Regions from separate parts of the Mus musculus genome. Here region 1 is linked to region 2. Evidence: chromatin loops called from intact Hi-C (ENCODE). Cell type or tissue: left cerebral cortex. All regions are shown on one strand. Each heading gives the region's core, and the rest is flanking DNA. Links, peaks and the distances in the headings are about the cores only. Region 1 holds the start of Mtch2 (mitochondrial carrier 2). Region 2 holds the start of Agbl2 (ATP/GTP binding protein-like 2).

The links. Peaks named below come from ENCODE experiments on the same cell type or tissue, not always from the same donor. Only the 100,000 strongest peaks of a DNase experiment are listed, where the experiment ranks them.
Region 1: it touches region 2 in a loop (2.2-fold over the local background); 5 of 42 quality-filtered maps call a loop at or near these places.

What each region holds. Positions count from the first base shown.
Region 1 is chr2:90,838,787-90,850,262 of GRCm38, forward strand. It overlaps Mtch2 (mitochondrial carrier 2), which reads left to right and starts at 8,369. Exons shown (of 13, transcript NM_019758.3): 1 at 8,369-8,599; 2 at 10,585-10,669; 3 at 10,812-10,918. The coding sequence starts at 8,513. In left cerebral cortex, for the core only: no CTCF peak of the experiment used is centred there; a DNase peak (open chromatin) is centred at 5,125; H3K27ac peaks cover 35 bases.
Region 2 is chr2:90,780,767-90,792,242 of GRCm38, forward strand. Agbl2 (ATP/GTP binding protein-like 2) reads left to right here and starts at 1,961. Exons shown (of 18, transcript NM_178755.4): 1 at 1,961-1,994; 2 at 2,810-2,907; 3 at 3,220-3,359; 4 at 8,167-8,301; 5 at 9,013-9,066; 6 at 10,694-10,879. The coding sequence starts at 3,260. Fnbp4 (formin binding protein 4) reads left to right here. Exons shown (of 17, transcript NM_018828.3): 17 at 1-255. In left cerebral cortex, for the core only: a CTCF peak has its summit at 5,182 (motif pointing right); no DNase peak of the experiment used is centred there.

The sequences.
Region 1 (11,476 bases), core at 2,174-7,173, 57 kb after region 2:
CTGTTTATATTTCAGCCATTGCTAAATGTCTCTTGGGGAACAAAATTGCCCCTTGTTAAAACACACTGGTCTCAGTCAGCTATTGGCTCAGGCGGTGGTGGCAGGTGAACCACTTCTATCCAGTGACTCATGGGGAGTTGTCTCTGGGGACACTTTGGAAAGGTTTTTCTTTTTTTCTTCAAAAAAAGGGTAATTTAGAAAAAAAAAAAAAAGACTCCTCTTGAGGTGAGAGTGTGGCTTGATTAGTGGGATGCTTGCCTAACATGCACAAAATGCTGGTTCAGTCTGCATAAGCCAGGCAGAAGAGTATATGCCTGTAATCCCAGCACTCAAAAGGTAGAAGCAGGAAGACAATAAATCTAAGGCCATTCTAGGCTATATGGGTAATATAGACTTTTAGGCTAGCCTAGGCTGTATGAGTCTCTCTCTCAAAAATATTCCCTTCTCTCCTCTGCATACCATTGTAACAGGGAATTTCTATACTTTTCTTACTGCCAACCTAAGGATGAAGAGCAGAGAGATTGAAGGAATATAGGTCTCTCTTAAATATATATATGTAACACACACATATAATGTTTTATAATATATATGTATATTATAAAAGATATATTTCTGTAGTGCAGTGCAAAGGGTATAGTGAGCATGGAAGCAATGAAGAGACTTCTACTGGAATCCAAGCCTTAGACAGACTCATCTAACTCAAAAGGAGGCCTGAATTCAAGTCCTCCTGTCTCATACAAATCTGCTTTATTATATAGCTCACTTGAATGAAGATTTTATGTTATCTGAAGCAGAAATTACAAGGCCATGAAACGCTCTGAAACCCAAGGAATGTAAACTAATGGGAGTGGTGTCAAACACATTCCTGTGTGGCCAGGGAAGGGAAAGGCTGAAGAGCAGACCAAAGACATTGTGGGTGGCAGGGAAGAAGAGAGACCTGCTGTTCAGTCTATCCTCATCCTAACCTAGGACCAGTCTTCTGAAGTCACACAGTCCCCTAGAGCCACTTGCCTCTCTAGCTTCTCAAGTGGAAAAACTGAGACTTACAGAGAGCCATGGACCCAAGGCCACAGAGCAAACCAGAACAGTTTGTCTAGGTTTCTGATGGCTGACCATATGACCTTTCCATTTCTACTGCCTCTCTCTCTCTCTCTGTCTCTGTCTCTCTCTCCTTCTTCCCTTCTTTCTTCCTCTCTTCTTTACTTTCTTTACTATGGATGGGTGTTTTCCCTGCATGTATGTACACCATGTGCATGCCTGATGCCCAAGGAGGCCAAAAGAAAGCAAGGATGCCTCAGGAGGGTATCAGATCATCTGGAACTGGAATTATAGATAGTTGTGACCAAACACGTGAGTACTGGGAACCAAATCCAGGTCCTCTGCAGTAGTAAGTGCTGGTAATCACTATCTTCATTACTTTTTTATTCTTGACAAAACACCACAATCAAGGAAACTCATAAAAAGAAAAATTTAATTTCAGACTTGTGGTTGCAGAGTATTAAGAGCCCACGATCATCATGGCAAGGAACACGGCAGCAGGTAGGCAGGCAGGCTGAGAGTCAGTAACTGAGATCTTACATCTTTATTTGCAAGTAGGAGACAGGGAGACCTAAGCAGGAATCCATGGGCTTTTGAAACTTCAAAGCCAGCCCCCAGTGACACAGCTCCTCTAACAAGACCCTGTCATTCCCAAACAGTTCCACCAACACGGGACAGAACATTCTCAATCAAACCACAACTCCTGAGCCATCTCTCTAGCCCCTACATATAATTTTAAAGACAAATCTTAGAGATAGAAATGGTGACACATGTTTAATCCCAGCACTTGGAAGGCAAAGGCAGGTGATCTCTAAGAGTTTGATGACCGCCTGGTTTACAGAAGGAGTTCTGGGTGAGCCAGGACTACATAGTGAGACCATGTCTCAAACAAGCAAGCAAGCAAACAAAAACCTCACAAATCTTAGAAAAAAAAAAAAAAAAGAAGAAGAAGAAGAATGGATTCTGAAGGCGCTGCTGTCCTGCAGTGACTCCTGCAGCTGCGTAGTAGTCTTTGCCTTCCCTTGAGGAGTCCCTCCAGTGAATACGATTATGGAGACTACAAAGCCCCAGAGGTAGTGTTGGTCCCTGTATTAGTGACTGTGATAAACACCATGACCAAAGTGATTTATGGAACAAAGAGTTTATTTTGGCTTACAGTTCCAGGTGAGTCGATATCAGAGGTAGAGGAATGACAGCAAGAGCAAGAACGTGAGAGATCACATTTTCAACTTCAAACATGAAACAGGGAAGCAAACTGGAAGTGGGGTGGTGTTATAAATTCTCAAGCCACCCCCTGACCCGTCCAGCAGGTCCAGTTATTCGAGGGTCTTGAGGGGACCTCCTCCTAAGAACCAAATGGGGGGTAGAGAGGAACGAGGGCCTTGTGCGAATAACAACACAGAAACCATTCTGGAATGCATCAAAGCCCCAAATGTATTAGTCAGGCCCGAGGTTTAAATGCACAAGCAAAAGGGGAAGTACAGATACTTATCAGTGGGAGGGGTAGGGCAAAACAAGCAAAAGGAGAAGTACTTATGGGAGGGGGGGCAATAGAAATTCTTTCTTTTGGCAGCTACACGGGGAAGTAGGAACTTGGTGGTATCAGGGTGTGGTCAGGACAACGGTGATGACTTAGGGCTGGAACATCCCGTGGTTGTTCTCAGAATCCATGTGTCGGTGGCCCACTTTTGACCCTCTTTTCTTCTCGGGGGGAGAGGCCCAATTTAGAGATCAAGAGTTGTCTTAATAGCTCCCAACAGGGGCTGGTGAGATGGCTCAGTGGGTAAGAGCACCCAACTGCTCTTCCGAAGGTCCAGAGTTCAAATCCCAGCAACCACATGGTGGCTTACAACCATCTGTAACAAGATCTGACTCCCTCTTCTGGAGTGTCTGAAGACAGCTACAGTGTACTTACATATAATAAATAAATAAATCTTAAAAAAAAAAAAAAAGAATGACATTGTCAAAAATAATAAAAAAAAAAACCCACACAACCAACAACAACAATAGCTCCCAACAACCCCCCAGTGATGCACTTCCTCCAGCAAGGCTCCCCCTGACCCCCAGACTACCAACCAGGGATCGAGTGTTCAGAAACATGAACCTATGGGGGACATTTTTGAGCCACTAAAGCCTCCTGAGGCAGAACTGGGGGCAGTGTTGAGTGAGTGGAAGCACAGAGACTCAGTCACCACTAGAAGCCTCTGGTGACTGGGTGTGATCTGTGGAAGAGGCTTCCCGGCTGACTTGATAGTTGGAATTGGCTGCCATTGGAAGGGAGAATTGGTGCTCTCTTTCTGCTTCTTGCTTGTGCTTATCCACCCACACACCTAGAGACTATGATGCTGCTGGAAAAGGAGGAAGACCTTACTCTAAAGCCTCCGCTGAGATCAGAACCTGCGAGGAAAGGAACATCTGTGGTGTCCTGGCTCCCCTTCCTTGGCAGCACTCTTGAAGGTATTAAGCTGGGGAATGCGGTGACTCTTGTACCCTTCTTTTTTAGATTTCTTATTTATGTGTGTATTTTGCCTGCATGTACGTACATCCTCCATCAAGTGTACACCTGAGGCCCAAGGTGGTCAGAAGAGCATGTGGGACTCTTGGAATTGGAATCGCAGATGGTTTTGAGCCTCCTTTGAGCACTAGGAACCTGAACTGGGTCCTCTGCAAGAGCAGCAAGTATTCTTAGCTTCTGAACCATCTCTCCTGCTTGTTTTTTTTTTTTTTTTAAACATTTCCCCCAGGGTATAATTTATAACAAAGTCAAAGACTTTTTCTGAATTAACAGTTGTAAGATCAAGGACCACACAGCCACACTGTGCTATGCCACCTGACAGGATTAGGTGCTTGAGTTTGCTCCCCCTTTCCTGGTATCATGTGTTTCATGTACTCCATGCCAACATCCAGCTCCATTGGTAGCCTCAGATGACCTTGAACTCATTCTTCTGACTTCAACTCCAGAGGCATGTTTGGCCGGATTTGTTTTCTGTTGTAACAAATTATTATTTCAAACAACTTTGTGGTAGAGTCTGCGTGTAAGACCACACGGTATGAATGGCACAAGTGGCTGTATGACTTAATTACCCACCTTTCTAAAGTAGCTTTACTCTATTTATTTGTTGGTTGGTGGGTTGGTTGGCTGATTGATTTTTCTGGAACTTGAGATCTTTAAAAGCAAAGGTCTGGTAAAATGGCTAAGTAGGTTCAGGCACTTGCTACCAAACCTGATGACCTGAACTCAGTCCCTACACCCACATGGTGAAAGGAGAGAACCCAATGTTGAAGCAGCCTCCTTCACAAGTTCAAAGGCAGTCCGGACCACAGAGTGAGACCCTGTCTCTCAGAAAGAAGGAAGGAATTATGGTGTCTTAGTCACTGTTCTATTGCTGTGAAGAGATACCATGGCCAAGCATTTAATTGGGAGCTTCCTTCCAGTTTGGGAGGGTTAGTCTGTTTTCATCACGGTGGGGAGCATGATGGTACACAGGAGGCCCCGAAGCAGTAGCTGAGAGCTACAGCCTGATCTATAGCAGCAGACAGACAGAGAACTCAGCCTGGCATTCAAATATATGAGTCTATGGGGGCATTCTTATTCAAACCACTACAGAAAAGAAAGAGAGAAGGAGCGAGGGAAGAGGAGGAAAGATCTTATTTATTGTGTACATGTTCTTGGGCATGTCATTGTACTCGTGTGGAAGTCAGAAGATAATTTCCATCGTGGGTTCTGGGGGTTTAAATCGGTCACCAGAATTGCATGGCAAATGATTGTACCTGCTAAGTCATTTTGTTGGCCCAGAAAATATTATTTTTCCCTGCCTGATGATCATATGCCTTTAATTTAAAACAAACAAAACAAAAAATAACAACAACAACAACAAAAACCAAGATTTCACTGTGTAGCCCTGGCTTTCCTGGTCTCAATCTGCCAAACAGGCTGGCCTTAAACTCACAGATATCCACCTGCCTCTGCCTTCCAAATGCTGGGATTAAAGGCTTGTGCCACCTCTTGGGGCCATATGCCTTTATTTTTATATTAGCACTGCAATGTTACTTTGGGGCAACTGTGCTATTCTGAGTCAGACAGTTTGAGTAGGCTTTGCAGCAGGCTGTGCATTTCGTTCCAGCTTTGAGGGAAAAGATGGGGCCTAGGCTCAAACTGACTTGCAGAGCCCATCCTGAATCACAAACAGTAGCTCTGAACAATGTGCACAATTCATCACAACCCCCAAAGATGTGTGTTAGAACTTCTGGGTTGAGAATGACTCCTTTGGTCCTAGAATGTGACCCTGTAAGGTGGGAGGTAAAACAGAACTCCTTGAGGTGACATCCTATCTAAAAGTGAAGCCTATAAGTACAGGCATCAACATATCAACTTGTGAGACCCTGGATGCAGCCTGTGGCCAGACTACTATAAATCAATATATTTTCTTCCTCCTAACCAGTTTAGATGGTTGCACTGAGAGAGTCCTAATTAAGCCAATATATAATAAAATTCACAAACTTGCAGGGGGGCGTGTAACAGAGTGTTTTAGGAGAGAGAGGCTAAGACAATTTAGAAAGAACACAAAGAAGGAGCTCTGTGAGATGCATTGGCCTTTTCTAGTTAACAGGAGCACTCGGAGCAGTGCCAGCAGCATGGAAGGGAGGTGGATACACATGCACTGGAGTCACTATGCCAATAAATATATACTGAGTACCTGGCACTGTTAGACAATGAGAACGACTGCAACCCCCGGAAGATATCAGCACTAGTTGAATGCGGTGCTGAGCCAGGAAGATTTCTGTATTTTCAAGGTTGCTTGGTCTATCTAGCAAGTTTAGACCAGCCATAGCTACATAGGGAGACCATGTTACCAACAAACAAAAGGAAGGAAGGAAGGAAGGAAGGAAGGAAGGAAGGAAGGAAGGAAGGAAGGAAGGAAGGGAAGGAGGGAGGGAGGGAGAGAGGAAGGAAGGAAGGAAGGAAGGAAGGAAGGAAGGAAGGAAGGAAGGAAGGAAGGAAGGAAGGAAGGGAGGAAGAGGATAGAGGAGGAGGATAGAGGGAAAGAGGCAAAGAAAGAAGCACACAAGGCACTAGTCAATAAGAAAATGAGAAAAACCTTGCACTCTTGTACCTCAGTGTCTTGTAATGATGGATAAGGAAAAACAGTTTTAAAGTAATATAGCAAATTGAAAAGAGCCATAAAGAAGAAAGGGACTGCAGGGCCATGTCTAAAATTTATAAGAGTGACCCAGTGAGCTTCGAGGCCAGCCTGATCTACAAAGTGAGTTCCAGGATAGCCAGGGCTATACAGAGAAACCCTGCCCAACAACCACATGAAGGCTCACAAACATCTGTACAGCTACAGTGTATCTTTTTTTAAAACTGAGAAATGAAACGTGGACCTCTTCCAGGTAAGACTATCCCAGCCTGGGAGTGGTTTAGCTGGTAAGCCCCTCTCTTTTCTGGGCTCTGTTTTCTGCCTCTGGGAAGTTTTCACATTACTTACCATCCCCTCTTTTCTTTTCCCAAAGCTGGCCTATGCCAAGGTGCTGTTCTCTCTCCCTCCCTCCCCACCTTTGACTTTTCTTATCCTCCTAGCTTGAATATAAGTTACTAAGTAACCCATTCTAGGGTCACCACACTGAACTCTTATCAGGGATTGTCATTCATATCACATCTTTACAAATGGCCCGTTTGAACTGTGCTCTTCCTTTACTTATAATTCCGACTCCAGTTCTCTGTCCCATAACGTCATGGGTAGCTTTTGCCATGAACCATTAGGAATGTGGTGGGACATCCTCAGGTGCCCAACCCTTCAGCCCCGCGACATTCTGAGCCTCTCATTGCTCACAGGCAAATAGAATTTTTTTTCCTTCACCACCCATGCACAAATACCCTTCTTAATGGTCTTGCTGTTTCTAAGTCATGTTGAGAACTGTGTTTAATTAAGAGCAACATGTAATTTTTTTAGAATAAAAAGCTACCATTTACTATTGCATTTTTGTTGTGTATGCCAGGCTAGGTCCATATTGCTTTGAGATAATGTTTTGAAGTGGATATTATTATACTTATTTGCTTAAAAGTTTTGAAGAGTTGGGATGACCTATATAAGGTCACACTGTAACTGGCAGAGGTAGACTTTGGATGAGGCCCATTGGACTTCAAAGCCCGTGTGCCTGACCTACAAACTGCCTCCCAATATCAGCTAGTTCTGGGCTGAATAGAAGGCCATATTAGGACTAACTTCTGTATTTCAGCCAATTTCTCAAAAACTCCATATATACAGTTTCACTTAATGTTCATAAAAATACACTGAGTTAGTTGCATTGTCCTTATATTTAGATACAAACACTAAAAAATTTAAAAAGGAAAGTGACACATGGATCCAAAAGGAAAGCCAGATTCCAAACTCGGTTCCTTGTTCATTCTCAGCAGTACACACTAAGTGCTTGCACTAAGTGGTGTCTGCTACAGAACAAAGGGGCCAGAGCTGGAGCAATGCCTTTTCTTCATTTTGCCTCTAACAGCCTGGGTAGCCCGATTGGCACTGAGCTTTAATAAATCTTGAGCACTGGTACATGCCAGGCACTGGGGGAAAATAGTGTACAAAGGCCATCTCGGTTCCTGAACCCAGAGTTGACACTCTCAACTGTCAAAGACAATTTCCCAGTGACAGGTGTCACAAGGCAACGGGTAGGAAATACGGATAAAATGGATTTCGAGTAGTCAGAGAAGACATGAAAAAAAAATTTTTTTTTTTGGTCAGTATGTCACCATGTAACCCTGGTTTACCGGGTATCCAGTTTGTAAACCAGATTAGCCTTGAACTCACATATCCACATTCCTCTGCCTCCCAAGTGCTGGATTAAGGGTCTGTGCCGCCACATCTGACCCCGAGGGGGCACATTTTGTTGTAGTTGCTTTTTCTTTCCAGTACTGAGGACTGAAAGCAAGGATGTCGGGAAGTGCTCTACCACTGAGCTAATGGTAAACGCAAAATCAGGGACCTGCAGAATTCACTGTTAAGCCAGACAGGATCTGTTGTTCATTAGACATGACAACTCTAACGGAAAACAACCATCAAACTTTACGTCGTCAAAGCCTGAAAGAGGATAGGAGTATAACTCAGTTCTTCCAGTTGTTAGTCCGCTGACCTTGCCTTTGCCGTCAGGGTCACCCCACCACCACCCCATCATTACCATTCCCTCCCTACTCCTTCCGGACACTTCCGGCTTGCGCAGGCGCAAGAGAAATCGCCTTTCCTAGAGGCGCGAGGAGCCCACGCCCAGACGCATGCGCGTCCCTCCCACAAGCCCCGCCCCAGGCGGCCCCTCGCGAGCGCCTGCCGTTTCTTTGGGCGGGCCGGTGGGCGGAGCCTAAGCGGGCGGCGCGCCGCGGGCGGGCCAGTGAAGCCGGCGCCCCCGACACGTGATCTGGAACCGGCTGTGTCGCTTGGTGACTCCGTCTGTCCGTCCGTCCGCGGGTGCCATCATGGCGGACGCGGCCAGTCAGGTGCTCCTGGGCTCCGGTCTCACCATCCTGTCCCAGCCGCTCATGTACGTGAAAGTGCTCATCCAGGTATGAGTCGTCGCCCTTTCCTTCCCCGCCCGCGTCCTGTCAGGTCGCCACCGCCCTCTGCGCCTTTGGGTTGGCTCTGCGTCCCAGGCCTTCACCCTCTCGAGATGCTGCCCTTCTCTCCCCTCAGGAACAACTTCCACGGCCTCGCGCCCCTCTCGGAGACATCCCGAGGCTCGCCCCGGGCAGGCCGGCTCCCTTTCTGCAGCCAACTGCCACCCTTGCCTTCCCTGGCCGGTGACTCTTCTCAACTTTGTTTTTCCTTTCCCTGATCCTGGCCGGTTGCCACCGAGGGCTTCCCAACCCTTTTCTTGTCGCCCCTCTGATACTGGCGTTCACCTCACCTCGTTCACTCCTCCTCAGCGAAATATCTCAAACTCGAGACGTGAAATAACTCATCTATGGGCAAATTTAAAATTCTAGGAAAGCCAACATCTTATTGTTCTTACTCGGTTTTTCTATTTGCTGTTTCTACTTCTATTCCCGTTCAGAGATTTTAACACCAGATACCCGGATATACACAAGGAGCGCATTGAGAAGTGATAATGAAATCAGATTTCCTGAGGATCCATTGAGCGCTTTCACAGTAACCCATGTGGTTCATGACAATGAAAATCACGTTGGTTAGAGCTGGAAATCAGTTCTGTTTAAACACTTTAGCGAGTTTAAATGTAACATCAAACCCCGGATGTCTCTCTTGCCTCCCTTGCCAATCTGCTATAAAATATTTCTAAAGTGGTCATTTATATTCATGGGTAAGGAGGCCTACTTTTAGCTGGTGATAGTATTTTCAATTGCTCTTCTAACTTTCCCTGTGCTGATCAGGGCCATTTTTAAGCATTTATTGAGGATTGCCATACCTCATGCATTGTGTGTCCTGGAAGGAAGCAGGCTTTAGAATCCCTGTCCTCAATGTTTACCATTCTGAAAAGAGAAAAAAAAAAAAGCAAGACTCTAGAATGGACTTCATTTTTAAATTGTTCTTCATACAAATTGTTGCTAAGTTGACTAATATAAGTGTAGATGTTGAAGCGCAGAGTGAAATCTGTGTCTAGAACAGAATTGACAGTATTTCGCAGTACACGTATGAACTCACTACTCAATAGTTCTCAAAGAACAGTGATTTTAGTGACATTCAGTGTTTTTGCCTCAACAATCCAATATCCTAAATTCTGATTTCACAATACCTCGTGCGTTGCCAAGTATCTCAGGAGGTTGATGAAATTCCCAAATACTACTTTAAAGCTGCACTTTCAGTGAGTTCAGAGAGGGGGTTTTAACTCAGAAGGAAGAATTGCAACAGTAGAGCCCAAACTGCCCTGTATTTTTTTTTTTAATCTCAAGTATCCCTTTGGCACTATAATCACTGAATATATTGTACAAATAAAATGGCAATCATTAATTTTTATGGCTCTGTATATTGCTAATGAGTCTGTACATTTAACGTGGACCTAAGTTGTAATTATTTTTGTAAGTGAATTACCCAGCTGTATGCATTTGCCTTTGTTGTCTAGTTATCCATGTAGGTAGGCATTTGACGATGGCTCAGTGAATATTTTATTTTGTTCAAATATGAAAAATATTGTAAAAAATATGTCAGCTTTATCGGTAAACTAGGCTTTCCTGACACAATGGTTTGTTTCCTTGTTCTGTTTTCAGTTTAATAATCTAGTCACATGGTTTACTCTATAGACTCAACTCAAAGGGAAAGTTGGAGTTTATTGAACCCAGTCTTAATCTATCCAGCAGAACAAAAGGCTGATAAGGATGATACTTCATCAATGACTTAAAAAAACTAAACTGCATTTTTATTTGTAAAAATTATGGGGCTGAGGAGGTAGCTTGCTGGCACTGAGCATAAGGATGGACATTGGGTCCATTTCAGCATCAAACAAACACATTTGAGCCTGGTTTTCTTTTTACAAGACCTTGTAGCCAAAGTATTCCTGGGTATTGCTCAGTGTTGATGCATTCCTTTGTTTTTAAAGGTGGGATATGAGCCTCTTCCTCCAACAATAGGACGAAATATTTTTGGGCGACAAGTATGTCAGCTTCCTGGCCTCTTTTGCTATGGTAGGTGCCTTTGATTTATCTGGAAGGGTTGACATTGAAGGTTGGAGTTACTAAAAGAAAATACACAGAAGGCATGTTGCCTTGAAATTTTTTGTAACCTTGTATTTGGACTGGAACCTAAATGTCTGACTTGTGTTCCTAGCTCAGCACATTGCAAGCATCGATGGGAGGCGTGGGTTGTTCACAGGCTTGACTCCAAGACTGTGTTCAGGAGTCCTTGGAACTGTGGTCCATGGGAAAGTCTTACAGGTAAGAGGAAAGCGGTGAATGTTCGCATATATCTTGGCTACCTTTTATGCGGTTTATTCCACTACAAAGAGCAATTTCAAAGATGTACTTATAACTCTGGCATGGCATCTCTTTCTCTTGAAAGACATTTTCTCTTTATTGATTAACTGAACGATTGAAGACAGTATTTCTCTGTGAAGCATAGACTAGCCTAGGTCTTGCTTAGTAGCCTAGGCTGGCCTTGAATTTGATTTACCTTCTGAGTGCAGAAATTACAAGTGGTGTCCACATACCTGCCTTGAAAATTTTTTCATGAAATACCTACTTTTCCCCAAGAAACAGGAAATTCATGCAGGTTGAAGTAATTGACTTTGATATATATGACCTTCTTCCTTTAAAACAGGTTCTGAGGAGAAATCAGAGCCATTCACCTATACAGTTTGTTATTTCTTAAACGTTTTCAATTTTTGTTTGTTGATTTATTCCAGAGAAAGCAAGCTGATTAAAACATAATTTTTTCTGGAGTTACTTTTTTAAATTTCTAATATTAGCTTAGTGACACATTTTCTGTAAGTATTG
Region 2 (11,476 bases), core at 2,807-7,806:
TTTTATTAAGTAATACAAAGCTGATTATGGAAAGTAATAGATATTTAAGATTATAATCACAATAGTTAACCAAAGATAATAGTTTGAATTTTATTCTAGTATATTCCTATGCAGTTCAATTTTTTTTACTTGTATTACAGTGTATTAGATTTTATTTATCATGCGCTGTTGGGATGCCCATTTTGTACATAAAATTGTTTTGTAATTTGCATAGAGTAAATTTCTACAAATAAAGATTATCAAATAGCTGTTAAAGCTTTTGTCTTGATTAGCAGTTTTCCATGCTGGTAGGAATTGCTGGAGAGCAGCAGCAGCCTCCTCAGTGTCCCTATGCATGAGTCGGGTGGGCCAGCTTTTGGGTGGTCTCACTCACTTGCCACCTTTGCTTATAACTAGTTTTGCTAACTAGTGTTTTGGTGTAGAAGATTTTTTTCCCCATTATATCTAGAAGGTAGAGAATAAAGATCTGATAACAGTGCAGAGCAGTTGGGAGGAGGGCGTTCTCTCTAGAGTACTAATCTGGCCTGTCCCAGCTTAATTGAGGGATTGTGGGCCCAGCTTTTATGAGTCAATTACTCTTTAACTTTTTGTTAAAGATTTCTTTACATATATGGATGTTTTGTCTGCATATACATCTATCTACACCAGAAGAGGGATCCCATAGGACTATAGTTGTGAGGCACCAGGTGGATGCTAGGATTTGAATTCAGGAAGTGCAGCCAGTGCTCTTTGCCTCTGAGTCATCTCTTCAGCTCTGAGGTTTGCCCTTAAAATAGCACATCTTTACTTTTAGACAATAGGGTCATTTAGTCGATGGAGACTCACACAAGTCCTTGAACAAGTCTCAAGTAACAGTGGGGCTCAGCTCTGAAAGCTCTTCCAGATGATCCAAATTTGGTTTCCAGCGTCCACAAGACCACATCGGGTCTCCCACTCTAGGGAGACCTCTGACCTCAGTGGGCGGGCACCTGCACTCACAACAAGCACACGGATTAAAACAATGTTTAAAAATCAAGGCTGGGGGGCTGGTGAGATGGCTCAGTGGGTAAGAGCACCCGACTGCTCTTCCGAAGGTCCAGAGTTCAAATCCCAGCAACCACATGGTGGCTCACAACCATCCGTAACGAGATCTGACTCCCTCTTCTGGAGTGTCTGACTTACATATAATAATAAATAAATCTTTAAAAAAAAAAAAACAAGGCTGGCTAGATAGTCTAGAAGGTTTGTGTTTGCCTGGCACTTGAAACTCATGCAAAGGCAGAAGGGAAGAACTGACTCCATAAAGTGTACACATGTTCCCCTGCTCATCCTGCACATGCAAACAAGAGTGAAGGGGAGGCGGCTGGTGAGGTTGTTCAGGGGCTAAAAGCACTTGCTCTTTGAGCAGCACCCACTTAGCAATTCAAACAGCTCACAACTGCAGGTAACTAGCTCCCTAGGGATCTGAAACCTAGCCTCCAGGTGAACACACACACACACACACACACACACATTTTTTTAAAAAGGAATAATTACTATTTTAAACCAAATCAAGACAAGGCAGGGATGGGGGAAGGACATTTTACGTTTGTCAAAGGGAGAAGAAATGAAGTAAACTAGAATGAACCTGATTCCTTCTCTCTAGGACTGACCTCGTGTTCTCCTAGTGTATCTGCTCTTTTTAAATAACTCTTGGCTGCTTGCTACATACAGTTCTAACCCTCACCAGCCCCCAAAGGAATAGAAGCTTCAGGCCCTTGAACAAAGTAAATTACCTTTACAACTACCGAAAGTAGAAATATGAAGGCCCTCGGCACTGTTCTACTCATCAGTCCCCAGACTGTGTCTGTAAAGTTTGAGATGAAATTTGAATCAGTAAACCGTTGGAATGTGAAACGCAAGTTGCCTGACATCCCAAGGCTCGCAGCTTACAGATGAGGGCGGGGTCCTGCCCTCCTTCCGCTTCTGGCTCCCGGTTGCTAGGCTCCCAGGGTCCTCGCAGAAAACTCCAGCAGGTGAGCTGAGGGACTGGGCCTGCGAAGGAGCGCCCTAGCTGGCAGGGGACAAGCAGGGGATCCCAGGCAGGAAGGGAGTGAGAGGACAGGAAGTGCAGGGGGGCGAGGAGAGTGCCGGGGGGGGGGGGCGGAATGGGGAGAGGGGGGCAGAGGGCGAGGAGGGCAGGGGGCAAGGAGCTTTGGGACGGACAGGACTCCAGGCTGGCCTCTGCAGAAAGAGTGAGAGTGGAGAGATGGAGAAGCTCCTGCAGCGTCCACCCGGCCTGGGGACCAGCTGCGGGGAAGGGGTAGCCAGGCAGCGCGGTGTCACCCCGCGGGCTCCGGTGGAAACTTCTGCTCTGTCCTTCCTTGGGCTTGCCTCTGGGCAGTCCACACTCCGAGGCAGGGCGCTCAGAACTGAACGTTTCCAGGGCTCTCGCTTCCGACCCCTGACCTTTCCTTTTCAACTGCTCTGAGGCGACTCTGCGCGTGCCCCCAACCCGGTTCCTTTCCCTTTTCTGCGGCGTCCTGGTGTTGGGCATCTGTTCTCAGCGTAAACTAAGCATGGGGCCAATGAGGCTCCTGGTGAATCTAGTGGACCAGGCGTGGGGACACGCAGAGCGCCCCAGCTCCTCAGGTGTGTGCTGGCAACCACCATCCTCTCCTTTCGTAAGACGCCGGCTTGGCAAGAGTTTAACCCCCGAGTGGTTGTGGGTGTGAAAGGGCAGGGTCTGCAGATTTGGTGTTATTTGTTGGCGGTGGTGGTTGGTTAGGTTTCTTTTCACTTTTCCTACGGGGATTTGTAACTTCTGTGTAATCAGCTGTTTGGAAATCAGGCAGATATTGCAGCTGGGTACGGTGCTACTAACTCGCCTACATCATACTATGCGGCAGTAACATGTTCCCGGCGTTGGAAACAGAACTAAAGCCGGAGGTTGGTACACTCTTTTTCCGATAACTTCGCAGAAACCCAATCCAAGGTCAGAAGGTTCACTGTGGTGGCATGCTGGTCCAGCTGGAGGTATATTTGGGGCGGCGGAAGGATGGGCTTTTTAGCCCCGGTTGGCATGGAACTCACTCTGTTGCCCGGACTACCCTTGAACTTGAGTTCTCCTCCTACCTCTGCTTCCCTGGTGCTGGGAGTACTAGTGTTTGCCACCAGACCTGTTGGAGATTATGATTCCCAAAATAGAATAATTCACTATTTGCCTGGCGTTTGCTTGTTTTGTTCCCGTATCCTATGCAGCGTGTTTGGTGCTTTTGGTTAAGAAGTCAGTGTCATCTGAATGAATGTCCTGCTTGAGATGGCTTTTCTTTCACAGACTCTTCCTGATCCCTATGAGGACTTTATTCACCATCACCTCCAGTATTATGGATATTTCAAAGGTAACACTTCCTTCTCTCCAGCATCCACGGGTTGAACTGTTGTATTTACTGAAAGAACTGTTTGGATGAGACTGGGACGCTGTTTCTAGATGATTAGTTAAAAAGTGCTTCCTACTCCCAATTGAACGGAACCACCTCTGTCAAGGTGCACTTACTATATGCAAAAGCACAAATGTCTCTTCTAGGCTCTTTAGTTTATTGGCCTGTTTTTCTACTGATGCACTAGTAAATTAGCAGCTCTGAATTGCTCCACGACACTAAAGAAGATTCCTTTTTACCACTATGTAGTCCGACTGCTAAGGAACTCACTCTCCTGTCTTAGCCTCTTGCACCGTTCCGTGCAGCTGTGATAGTCTTCATCTCTGGACACTTGTTTCCTATCACCTTGTTCTTCAAAAGCGTCTCACCTTTTCCTGAGTCTTTGTTTCTCTCTCTTCTTTTTTCTCTTTTGATTCTGGACATAGAACTTCTGTTCAATTCAGTGCAAGCACTCTGCTAAGCTGCGTTTGAGTCCCCTGTATGTACATTTTAAAATTAGTTTGTGACATTAAAAAATTTTAGGAACTGAGGTTGTAGCTCAGTGGTAGGACACTTGTCTAACATTACCCAAGAGCTACATTCAATCCCCAGAACCTTGAAATCTTTTATTTTTATTTATTTATTTATTTATTTATTTAGGTTTTTTCGAGACATGGTTTCCAGCCTGGTCTACAAAGTGAGTTCCAGGACAGCCAGGACTACACAGAGAGATCCTGTCTCAGGGTCTCAAGGGAAACACACACACACACACACACACACACACACAGAGAGAGAGAGAGAGAGAGAGAGAGAGAGAGAGAGAGAGAGAGAATATATATATATATATGGCTCTGTTGATGGAGTGCCTCCCTAGCATAGTTGAGATCCCTTTTTTTTTTTTTTTTTTTTTTTGGGTTTTCGAGACAGGGTTTCTCTGTATAGCTCTGGCTGTCCTGGAACTCACTTTGTAGACCAGGCTGGCCTCGAACTCAGAAATCCGCCTGCCTCTGCCTCCCAAGTGCTGGGATTAAAGGCGTGTGCCACCACGCCCGGCTGAGATCCCTGTTTTGAGCACCAGCATCTTATAACTGGAGGCATGATAGCACCAGCACTTGGGAAACAGATTCAGGAGGATGGAAGTTCATGGTTATCCTCAATTACACAGTGAACACTGGAATTTGGATCCCCAGAAACCGTCGTAAATGCTGGGTGGGCTGGCGACCCGCCCGTAATCCCAGCACTGGAAGGCATAGACAGAGCAAGTTGTTGAGCAGGACTAGACACGTCATCAAGTTCTGCATTTAATTGTGAACGGCTACCTCAGTGGACAAGGTAGAACAATTGAGTGAGTCCCAATGCCAACCCCATGCCTCCACTTGCATGTGCACACATGTGCATGCATAGCTACACACTTGCAAGACACGTGCAAGTTGAGGACCTCCTGGGCTACACAGCAAAATCAAGCTATCTAGACTTCTACAATGTTTAAAATACCGTCTCAGCAAACAAACCACAAAATTTATTGCACTTGGATTAAATGTATAGATTAAGTGAAATTTTCCAAGAAATGATAAATTTTTGCCAGGCATGGTGGTCTGTGCCTTTAATCTCAGCATGGTCTACACAGTGAGTTCTGGGACAACCAAATCTGTCCTGACTTTGTAGAGATCTGCATCCCAAGATAAATTTTCAGTAGTGGGGGATCTAAGATCTGGATGTGTTTCTTCTTTTGCTTAAGTATTTAATGTCTTTTCAAATGGTATTTATTTATTATAAGTACACTGTAGCTATCTTCACACACACCAGAAGGGGGCACCTGATCTCATTACAGATCGTTGTGAGCCACCATGTGGTTGCTGGGATTTGAACTCGTGACCTCTGGAAGAGCAGTCAGTGCTCTTAACCGCTGAGCCATCTCTCCAGCCCTATTTAATGTCTTTTAATAAAACTTTTTGGTTTTTTAATTTTTAAGATTTTTTTTTATGTATATGGGTGTGTTTTTGATGTTTTTGTTTGGTTTTGGTTTGTTTTTTTGAGACAGGGTTTCTCTATGTGGCTAGCCCTGGGTGTCCTGGAGCTCACTTTATAGACAAGGCTGACCTAGAACTCAAAAATCTATCTGCGTCTGCCTCCCAAGTGCTGGGATTAAAGGCTTGGCTACCACCATCTGGTGGTTTATGTCTCTTATAACCTCAAGCTCATCCGCATTGATACACTTCTTCCAACATGACCTTCCCAAGAAGTATCATAACATATTCTAACACATAAGCCTATGGAAACCATTCTCATTCAAACTGCCATACAAGTTAAATGCCCTTAAAAATGATTTACTTTTATTTGGGGGGTGGAGCACACGCACGGGTTTTATTAGGATTTCTATTGCTGCAATGAAACTCCATGACCTAAGAGCAATTTGGTTGGTCCTAGGTTTATAAGAAAGTAGGGCAGCACTCCTCCACAGTCTCTGCATCAGCTCCTGCCTCCAAGTTCCTGTCCTGATTTTCTTTGATGATGAACCATGATAAGAAAGTGTAAGCCAGCCAGGCGTGGTTGCGCACACCTTTAGTCCCAGCACTTGGCAGGCAGAGGCAAGTGGATTTCTGAGTTCGAGGCCAGCCTGGTCTACAGAGTAAGTTCCAGGACAGCCAGGGCTACACAGGGAAACCCTGTCTCGAAAAAACAAAACAAAAACAAACAAACAAAAAAAAGTATAAGCCAAAAAAAATGTCATCATCAATTTTTTTTTAAAGATTTATTTATTATTATATGTAAGTACACTGTAGCTGTCTTCAGACACTCCAGAAGAGGGAGTCAGATCTCGTTACAGATGGTTGTAAGCCACCATGTGTGGTTGCTGGGATTTGAACTCTGGACCTTCGGAAGAGCAGTCGGGTGCTCTTACCCACTGAACCATCTCACCAGCCCAGTTATCATCAATTTTAAAAAGTGCCCTACAGGCTTACCTAGAGACGGATCTAACAGAGGCATTTTCTTAATTAGGTTCCCTCCTCTCTCTAGCTTGTGTCAAGTTTACATAAAACAAGCCGGTTTGGTGTGTTTCCCTATGTTGTGTAGAAAGCCAGGATATGTTTTATAGAGCCCCAGGTATGGTGAGGTGGGAGAGGTGCCATGATGAAGCATCCCTTCCCCCTAAGGTACCAGCCATATGACCAGTGCAGTATAGAGACATGGGAAGGGGCGTTGAGAAGGGAGCAGAGACAAAGACGGAGAGAGGGGGTAGATGAGGAGGGGAGAGAGGGAGAAAGGGTCAGGGAGAAAGAAGGGACAGAGAGAGCAAGAGAGAGAGAGAAGGGGCCAAACAGCCCCCTTTATAGTAAGCCAGGCCTACCTGGCAATAGCCAGGTAACTTTTGGATGGAGCTTAGAAGGAATGCCAACACCTTGCATGTTTCTATGTGTGCTATGTACATGCCTGGTGCCTTTAGAGGCCAGAAAAGTGTATCATATCTCCCTGGAATTTGAGTGACAGGTGGCTGTTAAGCCACCATGTGGGTGCTGGGAACTGAGTGTGGGTCCTGGGAAAGAGCAGTGAGTTCTCCATCATCCTCAGCTGCAGTGTGTGTAGATGTGTGTGTGCACAAACCATTATTTACATGCGGTGGGCAGAGAGCAACTTCAGGAGTTGGTTCTCTCCTTCCACTGTGTTGGCCCCGAGGGTCCAGCTAGGGGCTTGTTTGTATGTTGTGTTGGGTTTGGTTTGGTTCAGCCCTGGGTTATTTGATTTATTTTTGTTTTTCAAGACAGAATTTCTCTGTGTAGTCTTGGCTATCCTGGAACTCATTTTATAGACCAGGCTGGCCTCAAACTCAGAGATCTGCCTGTCTCTACCTCCCAAGTGCTGGGACTGATGGTATAAGCCACAACACCTAGCATTTTTTTTTTCCATTTGTGTTTTGTTTTGTTTTGCTTTAATCCTTTGAGACAGGGTCATTTGTAACCCAGGTTAATCTTCACCACAATATATAGCTTTACTTTGATTGTTCACTTTTGCAGTTCTAGGGTACATGCCTAGGCCTTGCTCATATTATCTACATATATTATTTGAGCTAGACCTACAAATCTTAGTGTTTGAAGGCAAAGTCTTGCTGTGTAGTCTAACTGGTTTCAGCCTCACAGTCTGCTGCCTTCGTCTAACCACAATGACCAGCTGAATATTAACTGTAATTCTGGCAACCTCGCTTCATGTTCTTATTAACCATTTCTACTTTAGTGCTAATTTGTTGAAGAGAGAACTTCAGCTTGATGGACCCAATAAGTGTCCTTAGGACAGAAAGGCTTTGGATGCAAGGTGTGGTGGCACACACCTTTAATCCCAGCATTTGGGTCTCTCTGAGCTTGAGGGCCTGGTCTACATAGTGAGTTCCAGGAGAGTCAAAGTTACATAGTGAGACCTGTATCTTAAATTTAAAACAACTTTTGCCACAGCACTTTGCTCTCGCTCTGGTCCCTGCCCTCACTTGGTTCGCTTTCCTTCCTCTTAGAGACACTAAATTTCTGCCTTCTAAGCCATTTATCCCGTTACACAGTGGTCTTAACCTTTATTCTCTTTCTTCTTTGCTCAAATGGGAATAATTATTCTCCCTCTGCATACATTGGAATGTTGAGAGATCTTTAAAAAAAAATGGGACCTGTTATAATAAAAAACCTGTTATGGACAATGGTAATACAAGTAATGGTTTGAGTGGTCAGGATTTTAATATTGACCTCAGCACCGGAGACCCTGAACCAACCAACCAACAAGCAACCTGAACTAAACCACTTATTCTTAGCTCAGAAAAGCAGCCTGCCAAACTCAGGCACTCATCAGCGCGTTTGGAGGAACAGCCCTCGGTACATGTTGAATGGCTCTTTTGGAGAAAGAGATGATTTCATCTCGGACAGTTTGGAAAAAGAGATGCTTCTGTGTGAGTAACAGCCAGTAGCCCTGCCCCAGCCGCCTACCCCCACCCGGAACCTCAGTGCCTTGAAAACTCCATAGAGATCAGCACTGCCTGTCTCCCAAAAACTTCCCCCACTCCGCCCCAACAGTATTTTATTTTTATTATTTTTAAATTGTGTGTGTGTGTGTGTGTGTGTGTATGTGTGTGTGTGTATGTATGTGTGTGTCTGTGTGTGTCTGTATGTGTGTGTATGTGTGTGTGTGTCTGTGTCTGTGTGTGTGTGTGCACGCGCGCGTGTGTGTGTGTGTGTATGTGTGTGTGTGTGTGTGTGTGTGTGTATGTATGTGTGTGTGTGTGTCTGTGTGTGTGTGTGTCTGTGTGTGTGTGTGTGTTGTGTGGTCATATGCACACGAGTGCCCTGAAGACCAGGCTTGGGATCCCCTAGAGCTAGAGCTATGGGAGACTGAGCTTCCCGTCTGACTGGTGCTGGAATCTGAACCTCAGACCACTACAAGATCAGCAAGCAGTCTTAATCCCCGAGCCATCCCTCCAGCCTCCGGCTTTCTTTTAAATTCACTTTGCCATCTTTTAGAATGGTTATTGTCTCAGCCAGTAATTACTGGGTAAAGACCTATATCAAAATTCAGGGGCCTGGTGTGGGGATGAAAAGGACAAAGAGATGGGAGACAGTGGACAAAACAAATAAGCAAATGGTGCTCCCTTCTTTCTTCCTAGGGCCTACCTGTTTATCTTCAACTGGGCATGCTCACATAGACGCTGTAAACAGAGGTACCAATCTTCAGATGAGTATAGCAGGACTCTGAAGTTCAGTTTGTTGATTGCTGCACAATAAGTTTTGTTTTCAATGTGTGCGTTTGCATGGTGTATGCTCATACATGTTTTCAGGTGTGTATGCACACACTTAAAGGCCCGATGTCAATTGGTGTATGTCTTTGGTGGTTGTATGAAATGCCTCTCAATCTTTTTTTTTTTTTTTTAAAGATTTATTTATTTATTTCATGTATCTGAGTGCACTGTAGCTGTCTTCAGACACACCAGAAGAGGGCATCAGACCTCATTACAGATAAATGGTTGTGAGCCACCATGTGGTTGCTGGGAATTGAACTCAGGACCTCTGGAAGAGCAGTCAGTGCTCTTAACCGCTGAGCCCTCAATCTTATTTTTTGAGACAAGGTCTTTCTTCCTGAACCTGGAGTTCACTGAGCTTCAGGGGTTTCCTATTTCTGACCCACCCCTGGGGCTACAAACCTGCACCCTTATGTGTGTTTCCATGTGTCTGGCCTCTGAATTCACACCCTCACCCTTCCACAGCAAACAGTTTGCCAACTGAGCCATCTCCCCAGCACTTGAGAATTTTTTTATCATCTTATTTTCTTTCCTTTCTTCTTCTCTCTGTGTATCTTTTTGTCTGTCTATCTGCCATGTATATGTAACTAAAAGTTGCATTTACACAAGGTAGGTGTGTGTGTGTGTGTGTGTGTGTGTGTGTGTGTGTGTGTGTGTGTAGAGGCTGGAGAACAACACTGAGTGCCATTCTCAAAAATGATGCCCACAAGCGTATGTCACTGTGCCAGCATTTCCACCGTGTTCTGGGGGTTGAATTTAGGTCTGTGTGCTTCTTTCACTACAGTCACTGAAGGTTTTTTTGTGCTTTCCCTGACAATGTTGATAGGAGAATTGAAAGTCCTCACTGTTGCAAGATCTTGGACCTATTAATTTGAATTTTAAAATTTATATGTAGCTGGATGGTAATGGCACATGCCTTTATTTCCATCACTCTATGTGAGTTCAAGGCCAGCCTGGTCTCCAGAGTGAGTTTCAGGACAGTCAAAGCTATACAGAGAAACCCTGTTTTGAAAAAAACAAAAAAACAAAACAACAACAACAACAAACACCCAAGCCGGGCGTGGTGGCACACGCCTTTAATCCCAGCACTCGGGAGGCAGAGGCAGGTGGATTTCTGAGTTCGAGGCCAGCCTGGTCTACAAAATGAGTTCCAGGACAGCCAGGGCTATAGAGAAACCCTCTCTTGAAAAACCAAAAAAAAAAAAAACCCAAAATGAAACAAAACAAAAAAAAAATCTAGATTATGTAGAATTTTGACGTAATAGTTTATACTTTTTATTTGTTATCTTAAACAATCTATTTTTTTAACCTTTTTTATTGGTGTTCTTACCTAGCCTGGAAATCTCTGTGTAGACCATGTTGACCTTGAACTCAGAGAAGTCTGCCTGTCTCTGCCTCCTAAGAGCTGGTATTAAACCTGTACACTCCTACACCCAGGTTGCTAATGTCTTACTTAGCCCAGTGTTGAAAACGATGATTATAGAAGGAACAGCAAGTCCCTCGAGGTGGAAGAGAAGGCTGCTCATGTATCCGCTCTTTCTCCCTGCAGACTCACTTCTGCTGAGCTCGCCGCTCCTGAGGACCAGGCAGCTGATTTTTGATGAGCTAGATGAAGCAAGCCCACGGCTTCGAGAACCCCGAGAACTCTTCTCATGTTTCTCTAGCAGAGGGCCGCTGCAGGCTCCAAGATGGCCAATCGAATGTGAGGTCATCAAGGAAAACATTCATCACATTGGTAATAGGGCGTGTGTGTGTGAGTGTGTGTGTGTGTGTCTGTGTGTGTGTGTGTCTGTGTGTGTGTGTGTGTGTCTGTGTGTCTGTGTGTGTGTGTGTGTCTGTATGTGTGTGTCTGTGTGTGTGAGTGTGTGTGTGTGTGTGTCTGTGTGTGTGTGTCTGTGTGTGTGTGTGTCTGTGTGTGTGTGTCTGTGTGTGTGTCTGTGTGTGTGTGTGTCTGTGTGTCTGTGTGTCTGTGTGTCTGTGTGTGTGTGTGTGTGTGTGTGTGCTCGTGTGTGCGTGTGTGTGTGCATGTGTGTGTCTGTGTGTCTGTGTGTGTGTGTGTTCCGGCTGTTTTATCTTACTTTATTACAAGGCTGCAGGGTTTAAGTCATGTGTGTGTACACAAGTACGTGTGCACGTGTGCTGTGTGCATGTGGAAGACATGCCTCAGACATCATTTCTGACTTTTAAGACAGTGTCTCTCAGTGGGACCTACAGGTCCCAAATTAGGCAAGTGTGGCTGTTTAGAGATCCATCTCTGTTCACCTCCCAGGGCTGTATTTCCCAGCTGTTTAGACACACACACACACATAAATTAAAATATAAAAAATTAAAT